Linked DNA regions of Homo sapiens: region 2 is linked to region 1. Evidence: chromatin loops called from intact Hi-C (ENCODE). Cell type or tissue: IMR-90. All regions are shown on one strand. Each heading gives the region's core, and the rest is flanking DNA. Links, peaks and the distances in the headings are about the cores only. Region 1 overlaps LRP6 (LDL receptor related protein 6). Region 2 overlaps LRP6 (LDL receptor related protein 6).

Region 1 (9,960 bases), core at 1,663-9,662:
AGGAAGTGAGAAGCTGATCTAAAGAATTTCCACTAAGCGAGCAGGTAGCATAAATGAATGAACACAGTGAGACTTTCCCATGTGATCCACTCAAGACACATAGGTTTACTATGTCTTACCTTGCTATATAAATAATTTACCAAATAATTATCTTTTCTTTCCAAATGTACTATAAACACATATACAACAGTGTGAGCCCAAACTTTTTTTTTTTTTTTTTTTTTTAGACAGAGTCTTGTTCTTGTCCCCCAGGCTGGAATGCAATGGCATCATCTCGGCTCACTGCAACGTCTGCCTGCCGGGTTCAAGTGATTCTCCTGCCTCAGCCTCCCGAGTAGCTAGGATTACAGGTGCCCGCCACCACGCCCAGCTAATTTTTGTATTTTTACTACAGACAGGGTTTCACCATGTTGGCCAGGCTGGTCTCGAACTCCTGACCTCATGATCCACCCACCTCGGCCTCCCAAAGTACTGGGATTACAGGTGTGAGCCACCGCGCCCGGCCAACCAAACAGACTCTTAAGTCTTTCAGAAGAGAACAGGGTTATCACAACCATAATCTGATACTCTGTTATAGTCCCAGCGAAAAGCAGCTTTCATTCTCGGGCATGACAAAAGCTAGGGAGCTTTCTAAGGAAAATGGGACTAGAAGGGAGAATGTCACCCAGACTGGGGTTAGATCAGTATCTGGAATCAGTTGCCACTAACAAAAGGCTAGCAAATACACTTCTTGGAAAAAGAGGGATTTTTAAAATTATACATCTTTGTAAAAGTTTTCAAGTTCACAGTATTATCAAATCAAGGGAGATGAAAAGCTGGTAGTAGCAGTTGCTCCTAGAATCACTACTAGTCTCAGGATGGAAAACCCCAGATTTTCTCCCCGAGTTATGCAGGACTAATTTAGACGAAGAGCTGCACTCTTTCTTTAGTTTGCCAAGTATCAGATTTTACATCAACATAAGAAGAGAATAAATAACTATATGCTGTATTTCCTAGACGTGCCTATGTAAATAAAATGACAAAGGCTCTGATGTCCTAATAGTGAATTAGGACATCAGAATCTCCAGGGGAAATTATAAAGGGAGGTCTTCATGTATACAGAAGTAAATTTACCACAAACATCAATCTATAAAAAGGGGACAAAAAACAAACAGCAGTTGTGTTCCAGCAAACCTAGAAGGAGAAAGATGGATCTAAAAATAAGATTTATGGGTGACAGAGCCTTTGCAGATTAAAAGAACGAATGAATGAAGGAACAAATGAACGAATGAACGAATGAATGAAAAAAATTAAAAACAGGTTTAAGGATGCTGGTACCATACAGGGAAGAAGGAAAGAAGGGGTGACGGAGCCAATGACACCACTGTATGTATGTGTCTGTATGTATATATATATATATGCATAGCTCAAGAAAACATAACAAAGAGGCCAGAAAAGGAATTCTAATTTTAAAATCTACTGCACTCACTGCAAACTAGGAAAATAAATCCTATTTAATCAATGTTATATATTGTTATATAAAGTGTATTAATTTTTATTCTTAAAGATGGTCACTCAGAACCTCCATAAATTGTAATGTCTTTATCTGAATCCCTTCTGAACTATTTGTTATTCTGAATAAATTTCTGTATCTAAAGTATTATACCTAAAGTGAGGAAAATAAGACTTGAAATATTCCCAGTAAGAAACAAATGATTTTATTTTCAGGCTAATCAGTCAGTTATAGCAGACTAAGATGGGCAAAACCAAATACGGAATTTTAAAAACCCTACATGATAATAAATTTGGTGCATTCCCTTACGTAAATTTTCTTGCTACAGATATTCTTCTAAAACTTATGGGCTTTAAACTGTTTTCCTAAGCATACTCGTACCTATACACTCATGTATAGTTCATAATCCACAGGTGTGAACTAGATGGGATTAGGTAGGCAATCTATATTCAAGCTGACCAAAATGAAGCTAAAAGCCTGTCTGAAACATAAACTCATAACCTTTGTCTCATCAGCAATGCACTCCAACTGTTAAAAGATTCAAACATCAACTTGGATTTGAAAAGAGTGGGAGGCAGTGAAATACTAACAGGGAGAAAATTTATGGAGTCTATGCAAAATTTTCTATTAATGAAAACCAGCTGCAAGAACAACAGATGCCGTTTTCAGTATTTGAGCCTGGTGGAATACTAACGGGGTTTCTTCTATTCCAAGTTTCCATTTTGGAAGCAAGGCCTTGAAGTCATTATTCCCTCAGGGTCATGGGCACTCTACAGAATACCTTTCCAAAACAACTGTTCTAGAGTCTGAATTTTCTGTCCATTAGATGTGTACAGTGTCTCTCTGAAGAGCCATTTAAAGCCATCCTTGTATGTGAAGTTTCCCCCAAAGGAAAATTGAGACCTAACTCTGTTCTATCTATGTGATCCATAAGACCTGTAGCAAAGTCTAATTCAAAGTTGTTAATTTTAGACTTAACACCAATATCAGGGATATAGGCCACTAATAAAACACTGTGATAAAATATTAATCACTGATTATTTTCACCATAATCTATTTGATTGCCACAAACTTAACTCTACCACTTGGTAAATATTTTTTCCCAAGCTTTGGTTAATTAGTCTTGTTCCCACACAGCCCATAAATCAATTTTAAAATTGTTTGCATGTAACCATCATAATATTTAATATATTCTACCATCTGCCCCAACACCAGTTAACAGCAATAAAAGATATAGATATAGATATAGATATAGATATAGATATAGATATAGATATAGATATAGATATACACATACATGTGGGCTTTGTTTTCCTAACTTAGGACAGCCAGTTCTTCCAGTATAGATCTTACATAATTTTGGTTTGCAGAAATTGCCCCTAGGAAATTCAGAAAGTGGCTTTACCCAAAATGAGGAAAATCACTTACATAAGCTTTTAAGACTAGAAACTGATCAGCAGCCATTTCTCATACCAATACATCTCTCCATCCTAGGATTATGTGGAAGAGAATATATTATCCCTAGAATCATGAAGGTTGAGTAAAATTTCTGTAAAAGGTACCTTTGGCACCCCAGACAACTGTTAAGAAAAAAGAATATCTGTACTCAAATCATTATACTGTCGACTCAAAACCCATTATAAAAGTGGCTTGAAAATGAAAAAGCAAAAAACAAACCTCAATCTTGTCTGTTTTGGCATCTCCCCAGTATATTTTGCCTTCATCATAATCCAAGGCTAAACCATTTGGCCAACCAAGAGAAGTGTTAACCAATACTACACGGTCAGAACCATCCAGAGCTGCTCGCTCAATTTTCGGAATTTCTCCCCAGTCAGTCCAATACATGTACCTAGAGAAGTATACAAAAAATGAGCTAAAAATAGATAATAAAATGTAACTTTCAGATATTCTAAAGGTGAGATCCATCCCTCCTATTACACTGGTATCATCAGTTAATGCCAAGGAAGGGGAAAAAAAAAAAAACATATGAAGAGGTGTTTAAGACATTTATCCCAGCAATATATAAGATTGTGGGAAATTTTCAGATCAGTGTGTTCTAGAGCCAATCCTGAAAATGCCTCCCAATAATGAGATTACAGTTTTACTTCTTTTTTTTTTTTTTTTTTTTAAATATTTTGTGTGCCCTTTTCCATGAACTTTCTCTCTCTTTTCCTTGATGGCTTGTCATCTCTCTGACACAAAAGGCTTATCCCAGCAGTATTAGTCAGATGGCAAACTGAATTCTCAAAATAACTATTTCTTCCTGCAGTGCTAAGTGATTCTTACGGCTCCTGGATGTTTAGATGGCTCTAAGGCATTGGTATATACTGAGGTGTAATTTGTCACTATGCTTGTCCTCAGAATAAATCTCAAAGTAACAAAATTGTTGAGTATGTAAAAAGTTGTACTTCCCTGGACTATGATCAGGGTGGCATGGCAAAACAAAACAAACAACAACAACAAACTAGAAGTAAAGCTGCATGGGCTGGCAAAGTTTTGGAAATCAAGTCATTCATGTATTTAGGGAAAAAAAAGTAAGCTATATTCTTACTATAAAGTACTGAAAATGGAATTAAAGCTTCTAGGGGAAGGGAAAGAGTTCTGAAAACAATTTCTTCCCACATTTTTCATGGTAATGATGCAATCCGAGCAAAATCTGCAGACAACACCCAAAGTCAGCAAACATGGACTTAATTTAGAAAGAAAAAATATCTAAGACATCCAAGGCAAAAAACTAGCAATTTTTAAACTTGAGATTGTATTCTAATCACCATATCCTAAAATAGACAGCCATTAAAGAGCTGTTTACTGGAAACCAATATATATGTCATGTTATCTTAGTCAATGTTTTCAGGAACCTGTGAAAAACAGAAACACCACACAGAATTTACTATCAGTAGAGCTTCTTACCCAACCATGGGATCTAACACAATAGCCCGGGGTTCCTCTAAGTCCTCTGAAATCAAGATCTTCCTCATGGTCCCATTGAGCCTTGTCACTTCTATTCGATCAGTGCCAGTGTCTGTCCAATAAAGATTTCGTGCAACCCAGTCCACAGCAATACCATCAGGATGGGCAATTTGAGCAGTGACCACAAACTGACTGCCAGATCCATCTATAAATGAACGGCGTATGGCCCTCACTTCATCATCAGTCCAGTAGATGTAGCCTTCCACAGGATCGTAATCTATGGCAATGGCATGACGGATGTCTTCTAACTGCAGAACAATGTCTGTAAAATCTGGTGTATCCAAAGAAATGCGTCTCAAGTCTGTCCTTCGAGCTAAAAGCAATAATTCTGTGGCACCTAGAACAACAAAGTGAAATGAAGAATACTTTGAAACCCAGAGGTAAAATTTACCTGCTCTAGATAAAGAATCAAGAACTGAAAAATAAATATAAAATATACATAAATTAACACAAAAGGATGTGCACTCTCTTTAGAGTGGAAATGGAAAGTAATACAGTGAAATAGAAGAGTCTACTCTGAGGTCAAGCTGTTTAATGGCTAACTCTCCAAATTAAGTTGTGATACATTCTATGGTTTCATTGGAATTAATCCAGCTATTTAAAAGTACAATGAATAATGACTATGTAATGACTAAGAAGCTAAGTAGCTCAGTATTAAAGGAGAAGGAAATGTAGGATATAGATCCTTTGTTCAAGAAGCATTTTTTAAAAAAAGATAAAGAAATTTAGGACAAGAATCTTTGTGCTTGATAGGAATGTTCTAAAATTGGATTGTGGTGATAACTGCGTAACTCTGTAAATTTACTAAAAAGTCACCGAATTGTACAATTTAAAAAATGGATGGATTTTATATGCTATGTAAGTTACATCTCAGTAAAACTGTCTTAACAAAGAGAAATACAGGGCAATACCTCACAGAATTGAGGACAAAGCAAGCTATGGAGAAACAAACAGCTGCAATGGAGGGAAGGAACCAGATAAACATAACACAGTGGTTAAGAGTTGTGGATCCAATATAATTTGATTCAAGAAGCTACACAAACTTTGGGAAAATATCTAATCTCGCTAAGCCTAGTTTCCCCATCTATACCTTGTAAGGTTGTTGTAAGGATTAAAGGAGATAAATCTAAAACTCAGGAAAGTACTGAACATTTAAGTACTCAAGAAATATTAACTAATACTTAACAACAGTATTAAAAAATAAAGATTTTCAGATTTTTATTTCACTGAATTTTAAATTAGGTTTATTTATGAACTGTTTAAAGCCCAAGCCCCAAATACTTAACCACATAACCAAGAATGAAGATACTGAGCTCAATCTTTTTTTCATTTTAAATTGTTCAAGTAAACCACCAGCAAAAAATCGTCTAACTATAGGAAGCTAATAAAAGACAGTAAGCAAATTGACAACTGAAAGAATAAGAAAAGATTCCCAGCTAAATAAATGAGTCCAAAACAAAATACTGGCATATAAACTTCAAGAATCAATCTGCAATTACAAGTCAAAAAACTGAGAAGAGGAGTGAAGCCTCTCAATATCAGCCCTTTCACTCTAGAGCTAATTATAAATGAATTCCAACTTGAAGAAAATACAGCCCAAATGCCACTGCAGGAACCAAGTAGGAATAACTTTGTACAATTCACTGCCCCGGCTAACAACCAAAAGGAGCCAGCCTAGAACTTCACAAAGAAGTCATAGAGCTGTTAATTTGAGCAAGGTGATCAAAACAGAACAGTTAACTTAAGGCTACTACATGCCAAATGCACACATGAAATTCAAAACTGGTTAAATATGTACACTTGCACTGCTGTGAGGGAGCAGATAGACCATTATTGCTAAAATAAATCCTCTGTTTTAAAGTCAGGCTACATTTTTAAAGAAAAAAGCAACATTACAAAAACCTTTTGTTTTAAATTGAAACCAAATTGCTGTCTGCCATGGAAACCATTTGACCAAGAGTCAGCCAGCTTCACCTTTTACTATGAGGATAATTTATCAATGCCAAGTCATAACAAACATCCTGTACACAGACTCAATTCCATCTCTCTGACTCCCTGGCCCCCTTGCCAGGGACTCTAACACACTCCAAAACACAGGCTTCTGCTTTTCAGAGTTAGATAAAGAAGCCACAGCTAAATACAACAATTTTCTTACCAGGTCTTGCTGGTTGCTAGAGAACCAGATGGTGATCCATAGGGGTGAGAATGAAGAATAACATTCTCATTAAGAAGAAAAACAGAAGAACTGGTGTTCTTCCAAACTGGAAGTCCCTTAAAATGTCCTAAATCAGTATACTTTCTCCAACGTGCCCTCTCTCTATAGGGAATTAAGAGTAAGGAGAACAGGCAAAGTGTGTTTCTTAAGTATAAAAAGAAGTTGTTTTAAATATGGATTTTTTTTCCCAGCTCTGAAAGCATCTCTCTGTTGTTAAAAAGCAATTTAAAACATCCTTAAATAATTTGTTATAAAATATATCTCATGATATTCTTTGTAGCTAAAAGTTTAATAAACATACTTTCTTTCACAGAGGTTCTTTATTCACAAATGCTACCTGTTAAAAATATATTCCTTATGCGACTACTCATTTCCATAGTTATCAACTGTGATATCAATGACTATGAGATTTGACAGAAAAGATACAACACGTAACTTTTTTCAAAAATATGTTATTTAAAACACTAAAATAATTTATAAAATAGCATTCAAGTGATGCCACAGAACAAAACACTCCTATTCTATAACCATGTGTGAAGACTGTGAAATTAAGTGACTGGTCTCCCAAAGCAGTATAACCTAGAGAGCTGATTATAGAGAAAACAAATCATGAAGAATTCCAATAGTTATAAAATTTTTCATTTTGGATAATATCTTCTTACCATCTTTGCAGGTTTTTCCATTCTCCAGGAGTTTGACCCCAGTGGGGCAAGCACACTGATAAAAAGGCTTGACTGGAGACATCAAACACAAATGGGAACAACCCCCATTGTCAATTCCACATGGATTTGTGGCTGTCAAATATAAATCACATTGATTAATATCAATGATTACTAAGTACACAAAGGTTAACAACCATAACATGAACAACTGTGATAAGCCAAAATTATTACCAAATGTCATGCAGGTGCTTGACTATCAAACCATCTGCAAAGACAGGAATTAATCAGTGTGAATTTACTTAGTATTTTGTAACCAAAGAGGAATACACAAGAAGTAAAGCAGGAGATCCCTGCCCTAAAAGAGGTTACAATTTAGTCAGTTAAACAAAATTAACAAAAAGCAAAACTAAAAACAAACAAACAAACAAACAAAACCAATAAAACTAAGTGCTATTTTGCACATTATAGACAATAAGTACAGAGTCAAATGGGAAAAAAACCGCTGAGGTTTAAAGAATTGAAGAAGAGCTTTGTGGAGTATACAGCACGGGAGCCTTCAAGGATAGGAAGGATAGATAAGAGGACATTTCAAGTATGGTAAAGCTATCTGAATAAAACTTTGGGGGCTATAAACTGGGTAAGATATTAAGGTGAACAGTATAACTGGAGGTTAAGGTTTCTACTGACTAATAGGAACTAAAGCTGAATGAATACAAAGAATGGGAATAGATTAAAGTGAAGGACACTGAAAGCCAAGAAAAGTAATTATGTTGAAAAGTCATGCCTTGGGAAGATTAACATAGAAGGGATAAGCAGAAAAAAGGGGAAAATGAAAATCAGAGAAAACTAATTAGCAAACTTTGGAAATTATGGAAAGGGATATGTCCAAACAATACTCATAGAAAAAAATCAACATAAGATGGAGACCAATGGAACATGAAAGATAAAAGTAACCAACATGAAAGATAACTGCAAATTCTCAAATTAGTAAAACATAAAGGACCAACAATGCCATTTAAAAAGAAAAACAAGAGGCCAGGCACGGTGGCTCGTGACTATAATCCCAGCACTTTGGGAGGCCTAGGTGCGTGGATCACTTGAGCCCAGGAGTTTGAGACCAGCCTGGGTCACCAACATGGTGAGACCCTACCTCTATAAAAAATACTAAAATTAGCCAGGTGTGGTGGCATATGCCTGTAGTCCCAGCTACTAGGGAGGCTGAGGTGGAAAGATCACTTGAGCCTGGAAGTTCGAGGCTGCAGGGAGCCGTGATCACATAAACGCACAACAGAGCAAGACTCTATCTCAAAAAACAAACAAAAAACAGGGAAAATTCTCTTTTGAGGGCTATGAAGAATAAAAAAATTCATACAAGTGACTGAACATTTTCTTTTGTACAGAAGAGTAACACATACACTTAAAAACATTTTTATGGGCTCATGATCATCAGATTCCAACATAACACTTTCAATATTTGATTATCTCCCCCTAAATGGAGAGCTAATATAAAGCAACATATGTTGCAAAATCTCTTCATTTTTGGCTATGTAATAAAATCTGAAATACACTCAGACAGATGCCAGACATTTATTTACACAAAAGTGCCAAACCCTTAACATTCTCGTATTCCTTTTAAACCTAATTCCAGTCCTCTCTTACAAGTTCTCAGCAGTCATAGCCCGAGTCATTGTAAAGGCTGACCAAACACAGAACCAAAACTAAGGAAAACAAGGTGGGAGGGGTACACAGAAAAGTTTAAGTAGGTATTTTATTTAGCAAGCTGAGGTACTTAAATTCAAATATATTCTAGATTAACAGAGTTTTCATTTAAAAAGAAGAGGCGTTTTTGTGTGTGTGTGTGTTTTTTGTTTTTTTTTTTTTTGAGACATAATTTCTTTCTTGTTGCCCAGGCTGAAAGTGCAATGGCGTGATCTTGGCTCACTGCAACCTCTGCCTCCCGGGTTCAAGCGATTCTCCAGCCTCAGCCTCCCAAGTAGCTGGGATTATAAGCACACGCCACCACGCCTGGCTAATATTTTTGTTATTTTAGTAGAGACGGGGTTTCACCATGTTGGCCAGGCTGGTCTCAAACTCCTGACCTCAAGTGATCCACCTGCCTTGGCCTCCCAAAGTGTGGGATTACAGGCATGAGCCACCGCGCCTGGCCCAAGAGTTTGTTTTTTAAACACACTCACATCAACACATTCAACTACATACTGAAAGAAATAATATGAACAAAAAAACTCATTTGTGTATAAGCCTAGCATATAAGCTATCTCAATTTTTAAATTATCTCTCTCTTCTCCACCTCTAAAAGCGCTGACTCAAAAAGGCTGAGGTGGTCTGTAGTGACAGGCTACAAAATGGTCTAGGCTATTGCCTAACCTGAATTATACTTTTACATTTTCCCTTTTTTTTGAGCAAAGTCTCGCTCTGTTGCCCAGGCTGGAGTGCAGTGGCACAATCTCGGCTCACTGCAATCTCCACCTTCCGGGTTCAAGTGACACTCCTGCCTCAGCCTCCCAAGCGGCTGGGACTACAGGTGCACACTACCACACCCCATTAATTTTTGTATTTTTTAGTAGAGACAGGGTTTCACCAGGTTGGCCAGGCTGGTCTCA
Region 2 (9,960 bases), core at 600-8,599, 56 kb before region 1:
CTGTGTATAGGTAAGTACCTCTCATAAGAGCAGCTTTAAACATCAAAATGATAAAATTTAAATGCCCATAAAGGGTCAGTGAATTTTCTAATGTATATTTCAGAGGCCTAGTTTATTTCTTACACTTGTTTATCTTTACAAGTGACATACAGTTGTTAGGTTTGTAGCACTGCTAACTAAAGAAAAAGGCATTGGAAAGAGAGAAACATACTAGTGAAAATAAGATCTGACCTAAGTTCTGGCTTTTCTGTCATTCCTACTTCTATTTTTAACTTCTTATACCTGTTTATTCTAAATATGGTAAAGCTGATCTTAAATTTATCCCAAAGATTTTTTCATAAGCTTTCTCATCAAAGTGACTACAAGAGAAGGGGAAAACCAAGTTAAAAACTGATACAACGATTCATAAAACACCTAGTGATACAGAGCACCACCAGGTAATATATCCCAGGAACCCAGGATACAAACCATTTGATATCACTTGGCTTGCTTCAAAAGAAATGGCTGCCAGATTGTTCACAGTCACAGATCAAATTCCTTGTTCTACTCTGTCTCCCCTTCTTACTACTGCATTTGATTAGTCTTTAAAAAAGAAAGAAAGAAAGAAACCAGCCTGGGCACCATAGCAAGACCCCGTCTCTACAAAAAATAAAAAAAAGCTAGCCAGGCGTGGTGACACACACCTGTAGTCCCAGCTACTTGGGTGGCTGAAGCAGGAGGACTGCTTGAGCCCGGGAGGTGGAGACTGCAGTAAGCTGTGATTGTGCCCCTGCACTCCAGCCTGGGTGACAGAGCAAGACCCTGTCTCAAAAAAAATAAAAATAAAAATAAAAAGGGTGCAAGGCTGCCAGAGACCAAAAGTTATATGACCCACTGAGTGAGTTCTCAAAGGCTTTTACTATCAATACTGACATGATGTCACAGTTTGTTTTGTTTAACTCTTTGTCCAATCAGGTGTCAATCCTTGGTGAAATTTCTAAGGTCAACATTTAAAAGTCCAAATACTTCTATTTTCATGAAAAAAAAAAAAGAAAACAAACTGAATTAATAAAATTTTTTCATGTCCCAGTTTAAACCAAAATCTCAACAAATGATGTAAGTTTTGACTCAGAGGAAACAGAAATTGGGCTTATACGGAAAATAGTTAAGCAAGAATAGTTTTTTATGCAATCGTGTTTATTCTGATGAGTGCCTTAGTCAATTTGAATTAAGGACATTACTTTTAAAAAATAAAATTTTGTATCTTTCTCCTTTCTCAATTTTCAGGCTTCTGCTTTTTCTGTTTTGGCTTCCTAGAAGAAGAAACTTGTGGCAGGGAAAGCAACATTACAACATATCATTAAAACAATCAGTTCACAGCCAAGGCTATTTCAGTCTTATCTAAGCTGAAATGAGAATTCTGAGTGAGATACTTTAAGTGGTTTCCACTTCATTTCTACACATGGGTGAGGTCGTATCAGGCCAATTTGACTGAAATGCTAGGAAAGATAATAGAAGATTATCTAGAGAGGATAGAAGATAGAAAAGATTATCTAGAAGATAACAGGCACTTGAGGGATGCCCATGAACCCTGGGCACTTCAGTGTGTAGATAGAAACTCTCAAGCTACTGATGGTCTGTTGGCCTTTCAAGGAACATAGAAGTGGAAGCTGACACAACAGTACTTGACCTGCTCAACACACTTTATAGACTCATAAATTAGCAAAAAGGAATAATTTTCTCTTTTTTGGCTTACAAATACACTTTATTTATTTCAATCTTTCTTTATTCCATGCAACTACATGAGAAATCTTTCACTCCAAATTGTAATAGCATATGCAAGCAATGGCTGAACTTACATTTCTCTCAACTTTTCTAAAATTCTGTGCTCTGAGTATGTTGCTGTTTTAAACTCTCAATTCTATGAACCAATCTTATCCCAATATTTCATTCTTAGAATATCAAACTATTTTGAAACCAGTCACTTTGGTGGGTAATTCCTCCTTAGAATACTGCCAAAGCCTGAGGCTGTATTTTATTATTATAAAAGCCAGCATTTGTGACTCTCTTAAAAAAAAAAAAAAGTATAGGCCAGGTGTGGTGGCTCACACCTGTAATCCCAGCACTTTGGGAGGCCAAGGCAGGCGGATCACCTGAGATCAGGAGTTCGAGACCAGCCTGGCCAACATGGTGAAACCACGTTTCTACTAAAAATACAAAATTAGCTGGGCGTGGTAGCGCAGGTCTGTAATCCCAGCTATTTGAGAGGCTGAGGCAGGAGAATCGCTTGAACCTGGGAGGCGGAGGTTGCAGTGAGCTGAGATCATGCCATTACACTCCAGCCTGGGCAACAAGAGCGAAATCCATCTCAAAAAATTAAAAAAAAAGTATAACGTCCTGAAAGGAAAGGATTTGTGGTAGAGGCAATGTCAGTACTATCAAGATAAGATGACTAGTCTCTCTCTGGTGACCATCGTCTACTCATTTGGGGCTATATCAGGTCCACAACTGAAACACTTTCAATAAATACTGCACCTTATTTTAGAGAAGGATGTGTATTACCTGTATGACCTATGAGTGGAAGGACTGTTTGAAGAATATCCAAATTCCATAGTGTAATGTGATCGCTCTGTGGCTGGGGATGGTGGAGGGTTCAAAATCTAAAAGAAAAAAATAATTAAAATATTAAAATAACAACATAGAAACTATCAGACTTTCTTTCAACTTTTCTTCCTTCATCTCTATTAGTGTTTCTTTACAATACACTATTAGCACAATTCTTCTTTTCCAAAGAATTGACCTCAAACAGTACTTTGGGACTATGGCTTCCTCATTCCCTAAGACCTCATCATGGCTAAAAAGTGCAAAGTGACAAAAACGAAAATCTGTAACCTAAAAATCATTGGTCAGTACATTTAGGTCCTGGTTATTTAAAATAGTAAGTATTTAGAGAAAAATTATTGATTTAGGAGAAATTCCAGGTGTGCTTCCTCTTTTGGGAAGTCATAAAATGAAGGCCCTAATCCCTCAATAGGTACCATTCAGTAGTTCTACTTTTACTTGAAATGTGAAATTAATGCCCAGTGCTTTCAAGTATTCTGGTTACTACACAGTAACTTAAAAGATTTATAAGCATGGATGGTGGTGTGTGGTAAGTCCTTTGAGCCTTTTATGCCTAAATTTTACATTCAAAAACTACTTTTACATTACTATCACTGATCACCCACATTTAAATGAGTTAAAAAATCTAAGATCTTATGTATGTCGCATTCAAAGGAAAACAGACTACTTACTGCAGGGAAGTAAGTGCCTTTGGTGCTTGAAGAACTACTTGATGATGCTCCTGTAACATGGGCTCGGTCATAGGGGGGTCCACTGCTTCCCCCCATGATACTGAGGGAGCTGATCATTGATTTACCTCGAGACATTCCTAAAATAAAAGGAGGTTAAAAACTGAAGATGAGTATGATATATAAAAATGTATCAAGCAATTTCATTCAACAGTAGGATTACAAATATCAACAGTGAAGTAGTCTGATTTTAAAATAACTTACACTCTTTTCCTATAATTGAAAACATTTAATGGAGAAAGGAAATGAACGTTTTCTAGAAGTCAATGCTTCCATTGAAAGAGCTGGCCTAGAACAAGGCCAAGAATAGCTCCCACCTTCTCCCTCCCCTGGTAGAAGCAGAGCTATTTAAAATAAGGGCTTTTCAACCTCTTGGAGGATTTGAAAGGATTGTAAAGGGTAGAGGTTGTGAGGCAGGGCATATTAAATACCAGACTTGCTCAAAAGAAAACAAAAAAACATTTTTAGGGCACAAACAACATATGAAAGAATATTTTTTCATCTAATGAATATAAATGTTGCTAGAATCAAAACTACCAGTGCTAAAGAAAAAATTCTATTTTTTCCAAGAAGCTTCCCAAATTCCACTAACTGAAAATAGGTATGGCAACAAAGCAACACTACCATTAACAGTTTAAAAACCATGTTTGTCTACTTAAGAGTTACACCCATAGTAAGTTCCTATTTTCAGAGGGTTTTTGCAAGGCACCGCCTTCTCCATATTCATTAAAAGGAAGGCGTCTTTTAACTAAGGGCACCAGAAAACATTAAAAAGAAGGCCAGTTCCCTAGAGCAACACGGCCTACCCAAGCTTAAAACTTCTGGCTACTCAGCTATGCCTAAACTAGCCCTTTGTCCCTTATTAGCACATGAAGTCAGGAGAAAACTTAAGACATATTCTCCCTTCTATCATCCAGCTATTTACAAATCTTTGTTGGCTGAAGGGAATCTTATATAATTTTTGGCCTCCTTTTATTCATGGGCTCCATAGTACTAGAGTTCCCTGGTGGTGAACTTAACCTGTGGTTTACAACTCTTTCACTAAATGACTGGCTGATTCACCTTCCGTAGCATGCATCCAGAATTGCAGTCAGAGAGGCTTAGAGCTTGCATATGTATTTGCTTTATATGCTTTGACAATTTCTACCAAACCATATCTAAGGCCTTCTGTGTAAAGAGAAGGTGCTAATAGTAAAAAAGAACGTTTGTCCTTATAATTGTTTAAACTCAGAGTAATATGGTTTCAGACAGACTCTAGGTAGTATTCTTTTCCACAATGGAAACTGGCAGTCTTGCAGGACCAAAGACTTGATTCTCAATGGATCCATCCTGACTCACCTGGAAGAGATCCTGACAAAGAACTTGGGTGTGGCACATAACCAAGAGGCACAGAAGCTGGTCCATGAACTACATAGTCATTAGTCATAGTTTCCCCATCTCCCTTCATACGTGGACACAACATCCTCTGGCAGATAAAGTATACAGTTCCAGACACAAAAATGGTGACAATTACGCCAATAACAGAACCAACTGTATTGGTGGCCTGTGGTGCTGGTTCTTCAGTCGGATCTACAATGAAGAATGCAGTATGGTTATTTAATAGAAAAACAACTGTATATTCAAAATAGTAATCAAAAGAGGGCTTGCTAATAGGATGTGAAGCTATAAGCCTAATGAAGATAATTCATAAACACTTTTCTTTTTTATGAGTACATACATACCACGCCCTGAAGACATATGAAATAAATGTCATCATTAGGAATCAAAATGAACTACCCTTAAATGAAGACAGAAATAAAACAATAGGTTGGAAAGTGTAATTGTAAACAGATAGAAACAAAGATGGTAAATGAAGTACAGATTTAAACACCATTAAGAAGCTTTAAATAAATAAACAGATAAAATCCATTCTACTTCATTCTATATACCATACAAATGAACAACGGTATTCCAAGATTTCGGGAAAAAATTTATGACCAGAAGGGATAAACCTAGAAAAGTCATCAAATGTTTTACCTGGAATGGTGAAGAAGCCAAAATCAGCTCTGAGCACATGTTAGATTTTAGATTTGAATAGTGACATTTAGGCCTGATGAATGAAAACTGGAAGCTAAAGATAAGCCTCAGCTCTCAAATCCCCTATGCTGCTGGCCTTCAGGCTGTCTAGTTGCCTGAGACCAAGGAACATAAGGTCTTTAATACCTGATTACTGGAGGACTCACAAAGAAAGGCCACATTGCCAGAAGAGGACACCACCCCAGGGATTCACCTTCCCTGGATCCCTGAGCTACCCGTTTAAGAAGCAGAGGGCATCAATATCAGAGGTAGAGGGAAAGTGAGCTTATTGAAATTAGAGCATTACTGTCTCTATTCAGAGGGAAAATTCTTCCATTCTGAACAGTTAAATTTTATCTCACAGTTGCAGATCCTTTAAAAAACTTCCTCCTGCTTCATCTTACCTCAAATCTCCCATCCATATAGCTAAACTCATCCTCTGACAGATTATATGAAAGAAATGCGTGAAAATGACATCTCTAAGTTACATAATATGTAGGGATTATCATTTACAAATTTAGTCTGTGGAATCTGAAGCATAGACTCTTCTTAGTCCTTGAGAACAACCGTCTCATCTTTTCATTCCTTTTTAGTCCCCTAACATTCCTTTGCAATGCCAAGCTTCAGGAAAGAAAAGTTTACATTCACTACCCTCAATCCCTAGCCTCTGGGTCACACCATAAACTCCCTGAAATCAGACTTCCACCCTCACCACTGCACTGAAACTTTTCTGTCAACAGTCAAAGTTCTACTATTTGCCATATTCAATATATTCATTTCACTAACCTCTTTACACAATACTGCTGGCTCCTGTCTTCTCTTTAAAAAAAAGTCTGATCAATATTCTTCCAAGATACCACTCTCTTAATTTTACTATTTCTGATTATTCTTTCTCTGCTTCCTTTGTTGGCTTCATTCTCTTCTGCCTGCATCTTAAGTGCAGGTGCTTCCCAGAGAGATTTCTATCTATCACCTACTATTTTCCTCCTCTTCTTACTGTCCTGGGAGATTCTATCTACTGTCACAGCTTTCATTATTATCAATAAACTAATGAGCACCAAATCTCTCTTCTGAGCCACAGTTCCTTATAATCAACTTCCTGAAGAGCTTCAGTGGGATATTCCATGAGTACCTCTCAGGCAACATATCACAAACTGAACTCACTGTCACCATGATCAGTCATTTCTCCTAGATTCCAGGGGTAAAGACACCATAAATAAAGTCATCTAGTATAAGATAATAAAAAGTGATGGGGCTTGTGGCAAAGTACACGCCTGCCTAAAGGCATTTAATGTAAATTAAACATCACATCAATCAAACATTACATCTGCAGCCAAGATGTGGTATGGTACTTTGGTTTTCAGTTCCTGCTATATATCCCATTTAATGACTCCAGTCACTCAGTGAGGTACCTGTGGGTCAACTTAAACTTATCAACTATAGCTAAGTGGTTACCAATTCCTCTTTATTCTACTTCTGAAACAACTCCGAAATCTGTTCTCTCCCTGCCACCCCCACTCCTCCTCCTCATGATTTAGATCTTTATCATCTTCTGCCTAAACTCTAATCGCTTCCTTTTTAAATTACAGGCTGCAAGTCATTCGTAAATGGTGAGAATGATTTAGTGGGTTACAACCAGCTTTGAAAAAATAAAACAGAAAATGTCAGAAAGTGTTCTATATAACATGGGTAAATATTTAAGTGTTGTGTGACACCTTTTTAAATGCATGAGCTCACATCTCTGTATTCCTCTTGATGCGATCAGAAGTTTGAAAGCAATCAATCTAACAGATTTCCCTGCCTATAAGCTTATCACCTCCAACCCACTGGCTTTACAACTTCTGTATTGCTTGACCATGCTAGTCTTTTTCTTGAAATTTTCAGTGACTCTCCACTCCCCATTGTTAATATTGTCTAGGCTCTTTAGAAGAAAAGCATAGTCCTCCATGATTGTACCTTTACCTATGTTATCTCTTGCTGACACCCCTCAACAGAGCCTGTATTTTGGCAGTCCCATTACATGGAGTTTCCCAGAGGTGCCTGTTTCACTCTTTTCTGCTTTTGAACAGTATATTCCCTCTGCCCAAAATGAAATTTCTCCAATTATCTACATGATGAACACTATTCATTGATCAACACCCAGTCTTTTTTTTCTTTTTTTTTGAGATGGAGTCTCGCCCTGTCGCCCAGGTTGGAGTACAATGGCACGATCTCGGCTCACTGCAACCTCCACCTCCCGGGTTCAAACGATTCTCTTGCCTCAGCCTCCTGAGTAGCTGGGATTACAGGTGCCCGCCACCACGCCCAGCTAATTTTTGTATTTTTAGTAGAGACGGGGTTTCACATGTTGGCCAGGCTGGTCTCGAACTCCTGACCTCGTGATCTGCCCACATTGGCCTCCCAAAGTGCTGGGATTACAGGTGTGAGCCAGCGCACTGGCACAACACCCAATCTTAAATACCATTTTTCTAAGATGCCTTCCTTGATCAAGTCCATCTTTGTCCCTAATAAGCTGACTACTCTCTCATTTCTACTGCCACCTGTGTAGATTTCTATTACAGCACTTATACTCCATAATCAATGTATCTACTATGAACCAGGCTATGTGTTTTTTAGGCTAAATGATATATATGTTAAATCATTTAATTTTCTTATAGGCATCAGGTTAAGCATCATTCTCTTCATTTTGAAGATGAAGACCTGTAATTCCAGCACTTTGTGAGGCCAAAGTGGGTGGATTGCTTAAGTTCTGAATTGAATTCAGACCAATTGAATTCTTTTCTTTTTTTTTTTTTTTGAGACGGAGTCTTGCTCTGTCGCCTAGGCTAGAGTGCAATGGTGTGATCTCGGCTCAATGCAACCTCCGCCTCCTGGGTTCAAATGATTGTCCTGCTTCAGCCTCCCAGTAGCTGGGATTACAGGCATGCACCACCACGCCTGGCTAATTTTTGTATTTTTAGTACAGCTAGGGTTTCACCATGTTGGCCAGGCTGGTCTCGAACTCCTGACCTCAAGTGATCCGCCCACCTTGGCCTCCCAAAGTGCTGGGATTACAGGTGTGAGCCACCACGCCCGGCTGATTTCTATGTATCTAAATGATTTGAGAATTTTGTAACTTTGGTTATAGTAAAATAATATTTACTCTTTTCTAGTGCTTTACTAAATGTTTCTGTGAAGATTTCTGTGCATAAGAAAACTGCTATGTTTAAAGAATTACTGAAAGCAAAACATAAAAAAACCTTCACACAAATAATTAGCTTAATATTAATACTTATTACTTAGAAAGGAAATCTCGATAAGTAAACCTCACACATAAGAAAAAAAATTGTTTAAATTCTCTGTTAAGAGTAATTTATAGATCTCAGTCCTACTTACAACAATCCAGTTCATCTGACTTGTCACTGCAATCCACATTATGATCACACTTCTTGTGCTTTCCAATGCACTGACCATTGGCACAGCGGAACTGATCAATTAAACAAAGCACTGGAAAAAAAACATAAATAGTTTCCTTATTTTTAATATCATGTAAAGTCAAACTCTGGCAAGAATCAAAAGGTGCCTTCTGAACACAAATGAAAAACAAATTAGACTTTTAGCTATAACTTAAATATTATTCTCTGGAGTTCCATTGGTTGAGAGAGAGAAAAAAGAGTAGGAGAAAAAAATCCAGCAGGAAATTTCCTAACATTTTTTTTTTTTTTTTTTTTTTTTTTTTGAGACGGAGTCTTGCTCTGTCGCCCAGGCTGGAGTGCAGTGGCGCGATATTGGCTCACTGCAAGCTCTGCTTCCCAGGTTCACGCCATTCTCCTGCCTCAGCCTCCCAAGTAGCTGGGACTACAGGCGTCTGCCACCAGGCCCGGCTAATTTTTTTGTATTTTTAGTAGAGATGGGGTTTCACCGTGTTAGCCAGGATGGTCTCTATCTCCTGACCTCGTGATCCGCCCGCCTCGGCCTCCCAAAGTGCTGGGATTACAGGCGTGAGCCACCACGCCCGGCTTATTCTTTACATTAAATTCCCTCTTTCACTAAAGAATTCTAGAGAACTTGGCTGGGTTGTTTTTACCATGGGAAAAGTTAGTAAGGGAAAGTGAAGAATATAAAATATGTTAGAGCGTAATTAATAAATCCACTAATTCAGAGCTCATTGGAAACAGGGACTATTTTTATATACTGAAGGCCTAATATATTTTAGTTTCATTTCTCAATTTTCAAAGCTTATTAATTTGTATAAATCTTATGCATATGGAGTGAATTAAAACAATAATATGGAACATGGCACTATGATCAGAAGTGATACAGTCATATGTACTTGAAAAACCCCAACTGACACTAAGCCAAGTAATACTGAAGTTTAAACAACTGAATGGGAAAAAAGGATTGCATGCTGAGGCACTGAAGAATTCTGGATACCTTCACAGTTCTTCTCATCTGATTTGTCCTGGCAGTTTGCATCTCCATTGCATCGGAGGGCACCATCAATACACTGCCCACTGGCACACTGGAACTGGGACTCTGAGCATACAGGACAATTGAGTTCATCACTGTGGTCTTCACATTCAGTAAACCCATCGCA

What was found. Peaks named below come from ENCODE experiments on the same cell type or tissue, not always from the same donor. Only the 100,000 strongest peaks of a DNase experiment are listed, where the experiment ranks them.
Region 2: it touches region 1 in a loop (3-fold over the local background); 2 of 110 quality-filtered maps call a loop at or near these places.

What each region holds. Positions count from the first base shown.
Region 1 is chr12:12,176,641-12,186,600 of GRCh38, forward strand. It overlaps LRP6 (LDL receptor related protein 6), which reads right to left. Exons shown (of 23, transcript NM_002336.3): 5 at 7,340-7,471; 6 at 4,403-4,799; 7 at 3,170-3,341. Among named protein-coding and RNA genes, the nearest start is that of MIR1244-4, 70 kb to the left of the region's middle. In IMR-90, for the core only: no CTCF peak of the experiment used is centred there; DNase peaks (open chromatin) are centred at 5,051 and 6,491.
Region 2 is chr12:12,122,024-12,131,983 of GRCh38, forward strand. It overlaps LRP6 (LDL receptor related protein 6), which reads right to left. Exons shown (of 23, transcript NM_002336.3): 18 at 9,798-9,960; 19 at 8,760-8,870; 20 at 4,668-4,898; 21 at 3,273-3,409; 22 at 2,542-2,639. Among named protein-coding and RNA genes, the nearest start is that of MIR1244-4, 15 kb to the left of the region's middle. RefSeq lists a silencer at 9,004-9,204. In IMR-90, for the core only: no CTCF peak of the experiment used is centred there; no DNase peak of the experiment used is centred there.